Regions from separate parts of the Homo sapiens genome. Here region 2 is linked to region 1. Evidence: chromatin loops called from intact Hi-C (ENCODE). Cell type or tissue: HCT116. All regions are shown on one strand.

Evidence for each region. Peaks named below come from ENCODE experiments on the same cell type or tissue, not always from the same donor. Only the 100,000 strongest peaks of a DNase experiment are listed, where the experiment ranks them.
Region 2: a loop joins it to region 1, with 7 times the contacts of the local background. A loop is called at or near these places in 14 of 110 quality-filtered maps.

What each region holds. Positions count from the first base shown.
Region 1 is chr11:19,900,336-19,908,335 of GRCh38, reverse strand. The region is part of intron 6 of NAV2 (neuron navigator 2); the gene reads right to left. Among named protein-coding and RNA genes, the nearest start is that of NAV2-AS3, 77 kb to the left of the region's middle. In HCT116, CTCF peaks have their summits at 2,671, 2,873 (motif pointing left) and 4,628 (motif pointing right); DNase peaks (open chromatin) are centred at 2,915 and 4,605.
Region 2 is chr11:19,067,122-19,075,121 of GRCh38, reverse strand. No RefSeq gene overlaps it. Among named protein-coding and RNA genes, the nearest start is that of MRGPRX2, 10 kb to the right of the region's middle. In HCT116, a CTCF peak has its summit at 3,757 (motif pointing left); a DNase peak (open chromatin) is centred at 3,741; H3K4me3 peaks cover 399 bases.

The sequences.
Region 1 (8,000 bases):
CCTCCTCCCACCCCACCACAGTGTTACTTCCAGTGCCCTGAGAGCTCCCACACCCACCCTGGACCTCAAAAGCTCTCTGTTTAGTTAAGCTCATCCAAAAGGCAGATATGCCAAAGCCTCTGGAAAGACTTCAAGGAAGCCAGCCTCTACCTTAGCCGTTTGATGATTTCTGAAGCGTTACATCTGAGAAGGTGATCTGAGGGGCTCCTTAATGAGACTGAACAGTTCTGATCAGTTTCCGGCCAGCAGTGGCCATTCCGGTTGCCAAGATCATAAGTGCTAATGCTGACTAACACCTCAAGGCCAGAGCCAGGGCATCTTGGCATGCTCAGACTGAAGGGAACACAGAAAGCTCCCTGCTCCTTTCCTGGGGGCTGCCTGGGAGTTCAGCTACAATGTCTTTCCTCTAATCTGTCCAAAGACACTGTAGTCACCAGCCCCCAGCAATGGGGCAGCAAGTTGCAAATTGTGGGTCTGGATGCATTAAGACAATCAGAGCACCCAGACTGAGGGATGATAAAAAACAAAAGGAAAAATAAAATCATATTCAGAGAAAAGACCTTTGATCCTTCACCTATCAGAGTACTTTGTTCCAAAACACTGTGGAAAAATAATCAATTCTGACTTTCAAACATTGTTTTATAGGAATATAATTGGCTAATTTCCTTTTGTTTAAAACTCCGCCAAAAGATGTATCTTCTTTCGTCTACTTTAGCCAATTTATAAAAAAGGAAAGGACCACCTAACAAATGCTTCTTTCAGTGTTCACTAGTTTCAATCAATACTTCTGTCTCAAATTCCCCCTCCCCCTATGAGTGGCAGTGGGGGAATTTCAAGAATCAATAAGTGACATTTCTAAGACACCAGGAGCAAAAGATAACAGGGTGGATATTTACCAAACTATGTCAAGTGTGCATTTGCTAAAAGTCGTCCTTTCAGTGAAGGTCATTCAGTGTTTCTTGGTCCCTTGGTTTTCAAAAACACTTTTCATCACGGTTTATCAGAGAGAGAGGAGGATGAGCAAGAAGAGGCGGCTACAGGGGTGCTTCAGACTTTTGATCTGAAGCAACAGACCAGGAGTGGAGAACTGGCTCTCTGAGGTTCTCAGTTCAGCTGCTGTGGTTACTTTCCCCTTTGTAGTCATTTCTGACTTTTGGACACTTATGAAATCATTGATTCAACAAACCTTATATACACAATTTAGGGTATTTTTCTGTATGGTTTCATCTCACGGAAACCGTACAATAACTTTATGTGGTTGGTGCTATCCTCATTTCCATTTTAGAGCTGAGGAATGTGAAGTTCAGAGGTGTTAAATGACCCATCAAAGCCACACAGCCATCAAATAGAGTTGCTGGGACCAGACCCCAGGTGTCCTGAGCCCAAGTCTGACATTTGGATCATCTTCATCACACAACAACTTTTGCCAGTTGGTGTGGGAAAGAGAAAGCAGAGAAGTGTAGGCCTGTGAATACCAAGAATCCCAAAGGCTGGAGAACAGACTCAAGTGGAGTAAGACCTGTTTTGCGGAGTTCTACTTTAACAGCTGGTTCCTACCTTCTTTCCTTGGCCACAGGGGCCTCATAAAGCAAGTGGTGCTTGTGCCCCTTCACCGACCTGCCAGCATCTGCTTCTTAGAGACACCTTCTATGGGACTGGGGTAACCAAGGATGCTTTGGCTGCTCTCCCCCGTGAGTTCTTAGAACTACATGCCCCTATAACTTATAGGAAACTGCAAGTATGTCTTAGTACATCTTAAATGAGCTCAGTGCATTCTCATTTTCATGCAACTACAGTGGAAAGAGACTATTACCTTGACAACTGAAATCAATCCATCAACACAAATTCACTGGGTGCAACCTGTTTATTGTGGTAGATTGATTACAAAAACAGCCCCTAGTGTCCACCCCTCTCTGTGCCATGTACGCTTTGCAATGTGACTTTGCAGCTCCTCCTTCAGTAGGTGGAATCTGTTTCCCAATCACAAGAATTTGGGCAGGTCACGTGACTAGGTTTGGCCAACAGAATGAAGACAAAAACTGGTGTCCTCTTTCAGAGCTTAGGCCTCAAAGGGCCTTGTACATTTCAACTCTCTGCCTTCGAACTCACCTACCACCAGAAGAATAGCTTAGACCAGACTGCTGGGAGATGAAAGACCATGTAGAGAATTCTGAGTTGTCTCACCTGAGGCCATTACAGACCAGCCAGCATGCAGTCAATGTGCCAGATGCCCTCAGACATAGGAGCAGGCCCAGCCGAGACCCCCTGAAGCTGGTGCACCTTAGCAAGACCGTCCCATCAGCCTTGGGCTTGTAAGAAATCATACGTGGCTATGATTTGAAAACATTCATTTTGAGGGGCTGGGAAGATAGGGGTGAGTAAGGCACCTGCTTCACCAAACTTATCAAGGTGAGAGGGTCCAAAAAAAGGTTCGCTCCCACAAGTTTTATTATTATCTATTTCCTAGGCAGTAACAGGTTTGAAGATGTTCTGGGGGAGGTAAACACTACTTGTGTTGGAAGGTATGAGCCTGAAATGGTTCAAATTGTGGCTAAAAGAGCAAAAGCTTGGAGTCAGGTGACCTAGGTAAGAATCCTTGCCCTAGCACATATGTCCTATATGGAAAAGTCCCTCTCCCTCACAGGTATTCACTGGTTTTCACTCCAAGCCAGATGAATTTAACATAAGCCAAATTAATCCTGGCCCCCTAAGAAGGTTCATTACTGAAGGTCAGAGCCTCATTCATGCACGAACAATAGGACAGACTGAATGAGTCTCTAGTATACAGAAATAGTTAAAAATAGGGCCCAGTTTCTTCCCTACAAGGTCGAAATTACTGGCTCTTCCTGGACTCTGTCCCTGGTTTTCCTTAATGAATACTGCCCCCTACAGCATGTCAGTGAAATAGATTTTTTAAAAAATAATTTGCATGAACATTCCTATCTGGCTCTTAGATGAGGGCAAGGAATTATCCAAGTGTTAAATGGTGGAAACCACACATGTGACTTCTCATGAAGTAGCCATGATTTCTTCTGTGTGGCACCCATCCTTGCCTGTGAACTCTCTGATGGCCTCTGAGCATGAACTTGGCAAGTTCAAGACAATTTAAGTGAAGTTAAGGGAGAAATCTTCTCAAGAATGTGAATGGAGTAAAAGAGGTCATCACAAATGCACACAGGCATATCCACGTAAGATGCAGCCTTTTTCCAGCATACAAATGAATCCTAGAGTACAAGTAGCACCCTCAAAAATAAAGCTCATTTTTGGAATGAATGAATACTTTTAAGGGAACCAATCCAAAGGTGGGGTTTTGGGAACTCTAATAAACTGTGGGGATATGTGTGAAATTACTGAGGTGGAGGAGACTCTTCCAGAACAAATCACACCAACTTTACCCTTGCCTGGGGTAATTAAATGCTAGATTTGCAAGCAATCTGAGAGAAAATCTATTCCAACCTACCGGCTATTGTAAGAAACCTCACCTGTAGCATCCCTAGCAAGTGATATTCCAGCCTCTATTTGAATACCTCTGGGGTCAGGGAACTCACTACTCTCAAGAGAGCCTATTCAACTGTGAGAAGACAAATGTGAAAAGTTCTTTTCACAATATACATATGGAGCCAAAGTTTGCCTCCCTGTATTTTTTTTTTACTTTTACTCCCTATGTCCAGAGAGAGAAGAAAAAAGCTAGTTCAGGATATAGATCTTCATTTGTGCAAGGGAACTGGTTTCTGTCCATAAAACTGTTTTCAAAAACATCCTTTATTTCCAACCATTGTGTGGGAGAATGGGGATCATGGGCACAATGGACCCTGCAAACTTTGGCTATGGGTCTCACCCTGAAGAGGTTGTACCTAGTCCAGAGAATTAAGTTTCTACCTAATCCAGAGAATTAAGTTCATTCATAGTACCCCTCTTTTTTTTTTATAAGACCAGTTACCACAAAATGTAATGATACTGTTTGCATTTGTTTACTGTCTCTTCCATCAGACTTTAAGTTCCATGCAGGCAGAAATAATCTGCTTTTTCACTTTTGAATACTCAGTGACTGGCATAATGCTTGGTACATAGAAGACATTCAATAAATAACCTCAGACACATGAATATATGAAGGACTGAATTCCAAGTACATGAATGTATAATAAATAAGGGAGAGAATCATTTATTCCACACTATACAGTCTGGTTTAGAATTATTTGCCTCTTAAAAATGGAACCAAATCTAGCATAACCTTTTTGCAGCAAAAATCAACTAGTGCCTTCAAAAATCCTTCTCCTTAGGGCTAAACCTGATCCTTGAATCCACCAGCTGGCTGCCTGCCCAAGTGAGTGGGTGGACGGCTTTGTGAAGACCAATTTTAGCTCAGGCCTGCTGTCAGTTCCTCACCACTCAAGAGAAAGTCTTTCCACTAGGCCACATGAACCTGATCACACCCACACTGTGGGTTTTCTCCATTTCACATACATTCTCCTAAATTGAGGAAACAAATGTGGGGAGGCCCTGTCTGGAAGAAAGCATTTAGACAGTCTGCAAGTTATTATCCTCCCAAGCACAGTGCCTGAGAATGCCAGGCTAGAAACCAAGGATCCTCTAGGAAACACACACAAAACTTGGGCAGTAGGGGGCAGCAGTGACTTACAGTCCTAGGCTGTCCTGGAGCCAAAGGACTTTTTTTTTTTTTTCTTAAACTTTTCTTTTTCCAAGCTATGTAATTATAGCTTCCCCACTCCACATTTAGATTTCCCACTCCACATTTCAGAAAAATGCTGTGATTCTCCAACTCTGAAAAAGGCAAAGGGAGCATTAGATGTTAAGAGGCTGCCTTTACCTTTGCTCTTATGAAGGAAGCAGGCCAGGCCATTGATTTCCATCAGCAGTTGTTATCTGTGCATTGTCCACAAAGTTTGGGGAGCCTTGCCATCATAAAAACAAGCATAACCACTGCTAAGGAATCATGGCAGGAGCTCCTAGGACACTAAGAATGTGAACTGTGTCCATGAGGCCTTGGCACAAACCACCGTGTAGCATGACCATTCGTCCACAGGGTGTGACACCTGCAAATGGCCCATGTGTCACTCTCACCACCAAGTAGATATACCATGACCATTGTCTCAAATATTCTCATTGCAACCCCGACACCTTCATCAGGAGAAGACGGCTCCCTGGCACGTGGGCTACACACTGGTACCCTAATGAAATGCACACGTTGATGGAATCACAAAGGCAAGCTGCAGCTAAGAAACAAGCACTTTATTTGCGAGAGTCACTGAAGCCTGAGGATGTCATGTCCTCGGCCCAGAGAGGCAGCCAAGTGCACATTCACAAGAAACTCCTCAGTAAGTAGTTGCAGCTACATGAGCTGCCAGGCTTTACTGTTCAGGGTCTCTCTCCTCAGCACTCCATGCTTGCACTTCACATTGTGAACATGGGCTACATATGCTCACAGAAATGTTAGTTTCATTTATCCCAAAATATATGTATCTTCTCATGCTGTTGAACACTGTCAAATACCTAAACTTGGAGGACATAAACTTTTAAAGCGGACCTTAAACTAAGGGATGACCGAACTAAGTCCTGACTACAGATGAGAGCTTGATAAAAATGACTATTATGAGAGCACCCAGAAAGGTAAATACTTCTCCCTCCCAATGATCCTTGAAATGAAACTGAATTCATGTATGTGTGATAGTTTCCACGTAACAGATGGAAGCAAGAGAAATGCTGAGATTTATCATCTGAAGATCGGATGAACATCAACTAGTCATTTTCAATTCCTGAGACAAGACTAATCAAATAGATCTTTCATCTTTCCAAATGATATATTTTCTCTTTTTCTCTACTCCTTGTTACAAAAAGCCAGGTTTATTGTATTTTAGAGAAAGGATATATAGCAGAACCATAAGTTCACACATTGGTTTTGAAATGTATCCATATTTAGAGACAAACAAACATGGTGGCATTCTTCTTCTCTGTGAAAAAAGGATGGCTTCAGCATTAAAGGTTATTAGTTTCACACATTAGAGGGATTTTTGTGTCTCCTCTTCTGAAGGCTCTTTTAAATTACACAGTAGATCAAGAAAATGACTCCCAAAGGGGGCAAAAGACTGCACTGGATACAATTTCTTTCACCTTGATGTTTGACTGTAATGCTTGAGGTTAAGGACAAAAGCTAGGGTGGAGTAAGGGCAGTTGGGCACGTCACTCAGGTGCCTCTCTAGGCAGCTTTAATAGTGCTCGCCCTTCCTCTGAACAGGACAGTGCTCTCCTCCACATAAAGTACCACCAAGCTCTGCAAGTGCCAAGGAGACAAAGAGCTAAAAGATGATTCTCCAGCTAGGGCAAGGTGAGCCAACTTCTCCCTCAGAGCACCTCTTTGTCTTGTATTCCCTCTGCTTCCCTATTTAGACCTCAAAGGGACACTTTCTTTTTAATATTGCCAGTCTAAGGAAGAATCTGTTAGCTTAGCAGAAACAAGACAGCAATGAAAATGTAAAAATGAAAAATGCAAGAAAGAACTTTGCTAAAGGTTAGTGAGGCAATAGCACAAAGCCAAAAGAAAATAAGACCTATGCAAGTAGTTAAGTCTACCCAGTGTAAGTTGCTGGTTCTGAGAATAAATTTCAATATGTATATGACAAAATGTATACATACATTTAAATGATTCCCCATTTATTAATCTCCTGCTATGTGCTAGGCATTTGTCTGGGTGTCTTACTATATTACCTCCATTCCCCATAACAATGTACTACAAAGTAGTTGTTGAGAATTAAAGGGCAATTAAAAGGGAGTGTTCTCTTTTCTCGCTCTGTTGCCTAGGAGGAAGTGCAGTGGTGTGATCTCGGCTCACTGCAACCTCTGCTTCCCAGGTTCAAGCGATTCTCCTGCCTCAGCCTCCCACTTAACTGGGACTACAGGCGTACGCCACCACACCCAGCTAATTTTTGTATTTTTATTAGAGACAGGGTTTTGCTCTGTTGACCAGGCTGGTCTCAAACTCCAGACCTCAAGTAATCCTCCTGCCTCAGCCTCCCAAAGTGCTGGGATTACAGGCGTGAGTCATCATGCCCGGCAGGCAGTGTTCTCTTTTAAAGGTAACCAAGAAGTCCTGCTAAAACTAGGGTTCTCAAGCTCCAGTGCCTTAAGATCTCATGGGTGTGAAATGTAAACTTCTAGGCTTTTATTCAAAAATATGAATTAGAAGGACTCAGTTTGTAATGCCTGGGGATTTGTCTTTTTAGCAATTACCTCAAGGGATGATGAGATGGCTCATGAATCACACCTTGAGAGACAACAGTCTAGAGTTTTAATTGGATTATGCAAAAAATGAGAAAGAATGCTTCACATCTAACTTTCTCCCAACATTAGGGCTATAGAAGCCTGTTGCCACTTCAAAGATAAATCAACTGAATCTCTGAGAGGTAAGATAACTTGCTGTTGGAAAAGGATTAACAAAACCCTTTCCTCTTTTGGACGAGAATTTGACCTTGGGTTAACTTGCTAACTGTTCCCCTGGAAATGTGATAAAGATAGAATGCCCACTATATTACTAAGCACATTGCTTATGGTAAAAATGACACATCTGGATGGGAAAAACCATAAATGAGGTATAAATACTTCCTGAGGACACCATCATTTTGAGCTTCTCTGAGTTCTATGACAATTGATTGGGCCTAATCCTTGTGGGAACCCTAGAATTTATACTTATGGGGCTGTTACATACTCCCTTGGGGTATGTGACTTTTAAGCTGGATGGACTTGTGCACCTGCCCTATTCAAGTCTTATTCCCTCACACCTGAGCTGTTACCTGGGAATGCAGGGGTACAGCACTAGAATGGTGCTAAGCATGGCCTGTGATGGTCTTTTGAGGGTCATCCTGAGCAGATGCATTGGTGACCATGACATTTGGCCAGAGCCATACTTCTGGGAAGCGGCAGAGCCAATACTCAAACACAGTGGTCTGCCTTCACGGTACTTGCATTCTCTTTGATTGCAAGGCCCC
Region 2 (8,000 bases), 830 kb after region 1:
TGGTGCGATCTCGGCTCACTGCAGCCTCCACCTGCCAGGTTCAAGCGATTCTCCTGCCTCAGCCTCCTGAGTAGCTGGGATTACAGGCATGTGCCACCATGCCCGGCTAATTTTTGTATTTTTAGTAGAAATGGGGTTTCACCATGTTGGCCAGGCTGGTCTCAAACTCCTGACCTCAGGTGATCCGCCTGCCTCGGCCTTCCAAAGTGCTGGGATTACAGGCATGAACCACCGTGCCCAACCATGTCTCTTCATTTCTAATGGCTACTTATCAGCTGTGTGATCTTGGGCAAGTTGCTTAACCTCTCTAGGTTTCATCATCTGAAAAAGGGGGATGATAATGATACCACTTCATATGATTGTACCAAACAGTAAATGAGTTAATAAATGTAAAGTGCTTACAACAGTGCCTGACACAAAGCAAGTGCTATCAAAAAGATCAACATTGTTATAATAACTATTATTATTGTTGTTACTCTCGCTAGGGCTGAGCACTAGAAGAGGGAGACGGGGCTTCCTGTAGCTCCGAGTCTGCTAAGCAGGAGCCTGATTTGCCATGGACAGGAGTTGACTTCAGTCCTCAGGCTTGTGGGGTGGGGGCAGGGAGGACAGGAGCTACCATTTATTGAAGGCACAGAATCAAAGAATTCTCAAAACACCTTAGGGAGAAGATACTCTTGGTATCAAAGTGGTGCCATTGGTCTGGGGCAATAACCGAGGTTCATTGCCTCATTCCAAGGAAATCGAGGACATGGACACAAACGAGGAGTGAGTTTAAGAGCAGAGGTTTAATAGGTGAAAGAAAGAGAAAAGAGAAAAACTCTCTCCTGCAGAGAGAGGGGCTCCGGACTGGATCTTCCAGTTCCACGGTGAAATGCATGGAGGCGTTTTGTAGATGAGCTTGAGGAGGCAGTGTCTGATTGACATAGGGCATGAGAGATTGGTCAAACCAGGTGTGCTGTTTGCATAGCATGCAAAGAAGCTGGTCATCCCACCCTAATCTTTTATTATGCAGATGGGGTCTCTACCTGGCCGGTGCCATGTTGCCTGCTTTTTACTGCACATGTGGTGACAAAGGAAAGGGAAGAGGGAACCTCCGTGTTGAATATACCTGGCTTCCAGATATCGCTTTTCTATTGCCACAGCTGCCAGTATTTACCTATGTGAGCTTTTAGCTTGCTTATCTATGCTTGCAGCTTGATTTTTCAGGTTGCTTTTTCTTAGAAAAGAAACAAGTTAGGGGCTGCTTTTTATTAAAAGGAAACCTTACTGAGGACTCTCTTACCCTCACTATCTGCCTAAATAATTTCTTTCTAGTTCCTGTATCACTATCACCTTTTTAGAGATGAGGAAACCAAGGCTTCAGGGGGTTACAGGAGTCATCTGAGGTCATGTAGCCTGGAGTGTCTGAACCAGGGTTGCCCCTAGGCCCAGTGAGTGTGGCCCTGGTCCCTGTCGCCACCCTGCAAAAGGAAGGAAAGGGTAGTGCATATCCCTGTGGTTCCCAGAATGTCCTAGGGGAAGAAGGAAACTGCAAAGATGTACCTCTCAGCCCTTTGTGCCTGCTGGAAAATGCTGCAGGCAATATCCTATCAGGGTCCTGAGGGGAAGGTGGTGCTCTGGGCACTGCTTCCCTGACCTATATCCAGGAGGCTGGGCTCTGGGTGAGGTAGGTGGGGATGGGAATCTGTTGGGAAGAGCACTGGGCCAGGAGTCAGGAGCTGAATTTCAGACCTCACCCAGTGTGCCAGTTCCAGCACCTAAAACAAGGCCTATCAAGTAGCAAGGAGTGCACAATCAATATTCATTGAAGAAATGGATGAGTGAATCCATGAATGAATAACATAGGCCCTGCTCTCAGGGAGCTTTCAGCCTAGAGGAGCAGAGGAGACAGGTGCAGCAGCTACAGAGTTCAGATGAGGGGAGTGCCCTAGGACCTGGGTTATACCCCAAAACGGGAGCCTTCTGGGGCCTAACAGGTAAAGGGGACTACAGAAGGCAAAGAGGAGAGAGGAGTGCAGAGCACAGAGGCCTGCGGAGCATGGGCTTGGAGGCTGAGTAGGTTAGCACTTGAGAGGGATGTGAGAAACGGCTCACACTGTTCGGATCCTTATATTCTGGAACACATCCTGCCCCGACAAGTCCTTCCCTTCACTCTCTCAAAGCATAACTCCAAACTGTGCAGTTATCTGTGGATTGGGGTAAGCTTGGCTCCCCCACACTGATTTTCTAAATTTGGGCTGGACACAGGAGCTGGTTTGACACAGAGGCCCCACAGGTCTCCTCCATCCAACAAGCAAAGCCTGGGACCAGCCCAACCTTCAGGGAGTCGCCCTCAGCCTCCTGAGCTATAGGCCTTCACTGCACCCAAGTCTTCACTGACGCAGACCTCCACACTATGCCCTCCTCCCTGGCTGCCCAACCCTCCACCGTGGGGTCAGACACACCCTGCCCACCCCTGGCAGCTGGTCCCTACAGCCTCTCCCTGGCCCGCCCTGGCCAAACACTGGCAGAGGGAAGCCTGGGAAAACCAGACAGGCAGGACTTGCCAGATGGCAGCCAGGCCTGAAGGAACCTGGGGAGAAGAGGGTGACGTGAAGGTCACTGGGGCTCCCTGAAAGTCAGAAAGACATGGAGATCAGTTGTTGTTACTGAGACGTAATGGGCAGTAAGACTTACTCTTTTGTTTCCCAACAAATGACAGAATTATACCAGAAGTAATAACCCTTTCCATCTCTATAGGGCTATCGAGTCTCCAGCCCATGTTCACATGAGGTATCCGCTCTAACAGAGGAGCAGGAACAGAAGGGAACCTGGGGCGTACCTCCCTCCATCGCATAGCAGCAGGTGCAGGCACCGTGTCTTTGCCCAGTGCTTCCATCTGCTGTCCTCAGGCTATTGCCCTGCCCCAAAGCCTAACGTGGCAGACACGTGCTGAGCAGTTTCAGCTGGCCTTGGGGATTGGGATTTTAGGAGCAAGCTTCAGAAACCCTGTGGAAGACTGGGAAAGTCGGTGAAATAATAAAGATGGTCCTGACGATGACAGAGGGCACATTCTGATGTCACACGGCTTTAAGCATGTGCTAAGCACTCACATGTGCACCTTGAATACCTCACAACAGCCATCTTACTGATGGGGAAGCCAAGGACTGACTAGTAAGGTTAAGCAACATGACAGTAAGATTAAATTAGTAGTCCTAACCTGGATTCACAGACTTAGTAGATCGGGATTTGAGACCAGCATTTCAGTGGTTGATTAATAGACACTCGCAGGAGCTGCTGTACATGCTGCCATCCATGAATGCTCAGGTTGCAAAAATTACATGGGTCCCCTTCATTGCTCTACTTTAAATTGGGATGGATAATCTTGGCTACTCGGGAGGCTGGGGTGGGAGGACGGCTTGAGCCCGGGAGTTTGGAGATGCGAGCTATGATCCTGCCACTCCACTTCAGCCTGGGTGCAGGGGGAAACTTTGTCAAAAAAAAAAAAAAAAAAAAAAATAGAAAGGAAAAGAAAAGAAAATTGGCGTGGGTAAGTAGACAGTGAGTAGAGACCGGTTCCCAAACTTCACAGGGCATTCGTCTCACTTGGATTCATCTTCCTGTTCCCTCCCTCTGTCCTCACCCTCCCTCCCTATTCCCTCTTGCGCGCAGGCACACACACCACGCACAAACACACATCGGCTTGAGATCCCAAACTTTTTCCAGCAATGTCATTGACATGGGCCCCCTGCTGGCCAGTCAAGGGTTACCGCATACTAACAAAGCAATGATCCTTGACTACCACCTAGTGACGTAATGTGGTAACATTACATTTCTTTTCTATCCCTTCACAATCTGATGTGGTATTAAATATTTCGGCAACCGGAAGCCAAAATGTTAAGAGCTTGCTCTTTGTGCTCCCTGCTTCAGAATCCCTTAAAAAATTCCTCATTAAAGTATATAACAGTAAAATTTTGATGAAGTTGAAACTCTAAATTTAACTCAAAACTTGGCAGTGAAATTTGAATTAGAATAACAGGGGTACTATTTATCAAGCATCTATCAGCTAGGCATTGTACCAGTTGCTTTATATTGCTTAATTTACAATTTAATTTGATACTTCTATGAGGCATATCTTATATGTATTTAACAGATTTCAAAATTGGGGCTCTGAGAGAGAAAATAGCTTATTCAATATCAAACAGTTATTATGCAGAAGACTCAGGACTAACCAATACCGTCATTTATGAAGCATGCAAAAGTTAACCAAATGACTCTCAAAACACCCTTGGAGAACTACAGGATTAGTCCTATTTTAGGAATGAGGAATAGAGATCCAGGAAAGTTAAGGAGCTTCTTAAAGTTCACACAATGAGTATTGCAAAAAGTTAAGTGTCAGACTTCACTCCTCAGGAAGTGGAGTCTTTGCTGTGCTGCTCCTTGCCCCCCAGGGCCAAGACAACAGTTGTGCTCTGACATTTTAGGGTCCTCGCTGCCATTGTACCTGGCCTCACAGAGTCTAAAATATACCCCACCATCTCCAAGGTCTAGAGTCACCACATGGTTCCTCATCCCTGACACCTGAGTTGCCACCAAGCCCTATTGGCTCAGGGTCCTGAATTGCAGCCATATTCTGCTCCCCAGGCCCAAACCTCCAGAGCACTCCTTCTTCTCCTGAGTCAGACCAGTTCTTTGCCCTGGCCCCTAGAAGTAGAATTGCAGCTACAACCCAGCCCCTGAGCCCAAACTGCTAAAGGTGCCTCAGAGTCCCAGATCACGGCTCTCTGGACAACCTACATCCAATAAACACAGAGAGCAAACCTGCACCACAAGATCCAGGTGCCACAATAGGTTTGTGATACACTGAGCCTAGGACCCCAACCCCACAAATGCTCTAAGCACCTTCACCTGGAACCTAGTACCACTGCAGCTGCATGTAGGCCATGTCCGACCTGATACCGAGAAGGATTTTCTCAGCTAAGTCTCCACACTGTGGGGGAAATAAGAATAAGAGGACCCCAAAAGCCCTCGCTCATGAAGACTTTAACAACCTCCACCACTACTGCCACCGCCACAAACTTCTACAACCTAAGTCATTGAGGCACCCACAGTTATTCAGTGAGCCAACAAATGAGGAAGCTGCATAGAGATTATATCACTCAACTTACCCAAAAACAGAGTTGTCCTCACCAACCAGCACACCAAGACCAAACTGCAGGTGAAAGTCTTTCTCTGCAAAGATGATTCTAGAAAGTTTGGAAGAGGTAAATGTTCCATCAGATGCACAGATACAAGAAACATCATGCAGAGACAGAAGAAACATAAACAAGCAAGGAAATACGACACCACTAAAGGAATACAATAACCCTCTAGTAACAGACTCTGCTAAAAATGAAATTTAAAAATTTCTGGAAAAGGAGTTCAAAATAATGATTTTAAGGAAACTCAATGAGATACAAAAAATACAGATAGACAATTTAACAAAATCAGGAAAACAATTCATGATATGAATGAGAAATTTAACAGAAGGTGGATTTTTTAAAAAAATAAACAAACCCTGAAGCTGAAGAATTCAATGAATAAAATAAATAATACAATAGAGAGATTCAACAATAGACTTGATCAAGCAGAAGAAAGAACTCTAAATTCAAAGACAGATCATTTGAAATTATCCAGTCTGAGAAAAAAAAAAGAATGAAAAATAGTGAAGAAAGCCTATAAGACTTATGGGACACCATTAAGTGAACAAATATTCATAGTGTGGCGCTGGAAACACTGGATATCCACATGCAGTAGAATTAAACTAGATCCCTATCTCTTATATACAAAAGTCAACTCTGAATGAATTAATGACTGAAATATAAGACCTTAAACTATGAAACTATTGGAAGAAAACAAAAACATTGTATCAGAACATTGGTGTGGGCAAAGACTTTGTGAAGAGGACCTCAAAAGCACATGGATCAAAAGCAAAACTAGACAAATAGGATTGTATCAAACTAAAAAATTCCTGCACAGTGAAAGAAACAATCATCAGAGTGAAGAGACAACTAGCAGAATGAGAGAAAACATTTGCAAACTATTTATTCAACAAGGGATTACTATCTGGAATATACAAGGAACTCAAACAACTCAAAAGCAAAAACCAACCAAACAAACAAAAAAACCCACCAACAATCCAATTTAAAAATGAGCAAATGAGCTAAATAAACGTCTCTTAAAATAATACATAGGAATAGACAACAGGTATATGAAAAAAATGCTCAAAATCACTAATCATCAGAGAAATGCAAATCAAAACTACAATGAGATATCATATTAATACAGTTAGAATGATTGTTATCAAGAAGACAAAAAGTAAATAAATGCTGGTGGGGATGCAGAGAAAGGGAACTCCTATACACAGTTGGTGGGAATGCAAATTAGTGCAGCCATTATGGAAAACAGTACGGTGCTTCCTCAGAAAGCTACAAATCGAACTACCACATGATCCAGCAATCCCACTACTGGATATATATCTGAAGGGAAGGAAATCAATATGTTGACGAGATGTCTGCACTCTCATGCTTATTGCAGCACTATTCACAATAGTCAAGATATGGACTCAACCTGTGTCCATCAACAGATGAATGGATAAAGACAATGTGGTACATATACACAAGGGAGTACTATTCAGCCACAAAAAAGAAAGAATCTTGTCATTTGCAGCAACGTGAATGAGTCTGGAGGACATTATTTTAAGTGGAATAATTCAGGCACAAAAGGACAGATACCACATGTTCTCACACATGTGAAAGCTGAAAAAGTTGATGTCATAGAAATAGAGAGTAGAATAGAGGTTACTAGAAGCTGGGAAGGATGGACAGATGGATAGCCTAATTTTGGCTAACAGATACAAAATTACAGCTAGATAGGAGAAATAAGTTGTAGAGTCCTAGGGCAATGTAGGGTGATTATAATTAATGACAATTTACTGTATATTTTTAAATAGCTAGAAGAGTATATTTTGAATATTCCCAACACAAAGAAATGATAAATGTTTGTGGTGATGGATATGTTAAGGAACCCAATTTGATCATTATACATTGTATACATATATTGAAATATCACATTGTAAGCCATGGAGAGGGGCCTAGGTTGATGACTTCATCATAGTTATGAAAACTCTGGAAGCCACTAAGGATCTAAAAGATGAGAGTCATCCTGGAATCCAAGTTTGGCCTCAGAGAGAGGCCTATTTGAGCTCTCTACTCTCTTTGGTACTTGGAGGAGAGAAACCTCCATAGGCACCAGAGTTCTCTTAGTTTCAGATTCATCACAACTGTAAGGCATCCCATTTTACAGATGGGGAACTGAGATCAAAAGAGTTGCCATTTATGTTGGAGATCCCACAATCAGTAATTATCAAATTAGAAATAAACCACATATTATAAAACAATATCAATTGTGTATTTTGTATGCATATACTAAAGTATTTATGCAGTTGTTTCCATGTGGAAGTATAACCAGTGATTTATGTTTTCATCTATATTCTATATCTTGTACATTCAGCAGCCTGATAAGACTTTTCTGAAGCACAGACGTGATCAATTCATTTCCTAAATGGTTATCCTTTCTTCTCAGAAGGAGATTCTCATTTCGTATTATGGCTACAAGCTTAAAAGGAATGAAAGAGTTTAGAACAACTCATGGTGGAAAGTCTAACAGGAAAATGTCATGAAAATGCAGGACTTCAAAAGACCGAACCTTTAGTGTATTCTCATTCATGAGAAATACAACTGCCAAGAAACTGCCTGATGCACACTTGGCTCTGGGGAAAACAAAAACAAAAACAACAACAACAACATCAAAAGACAAAACAAAACCAAAACAAAAAGCTCTTCTTGAGAATTTATAACCATAAATCAGTATCACATTGTGATCCAAATTCATACAACCTGTGGTCTTCCTAAAATTTCAAATGACAAATGAGGTTTCTGAGGACAACCTGATACATGAAAGCACATTGGGAAGTTCCT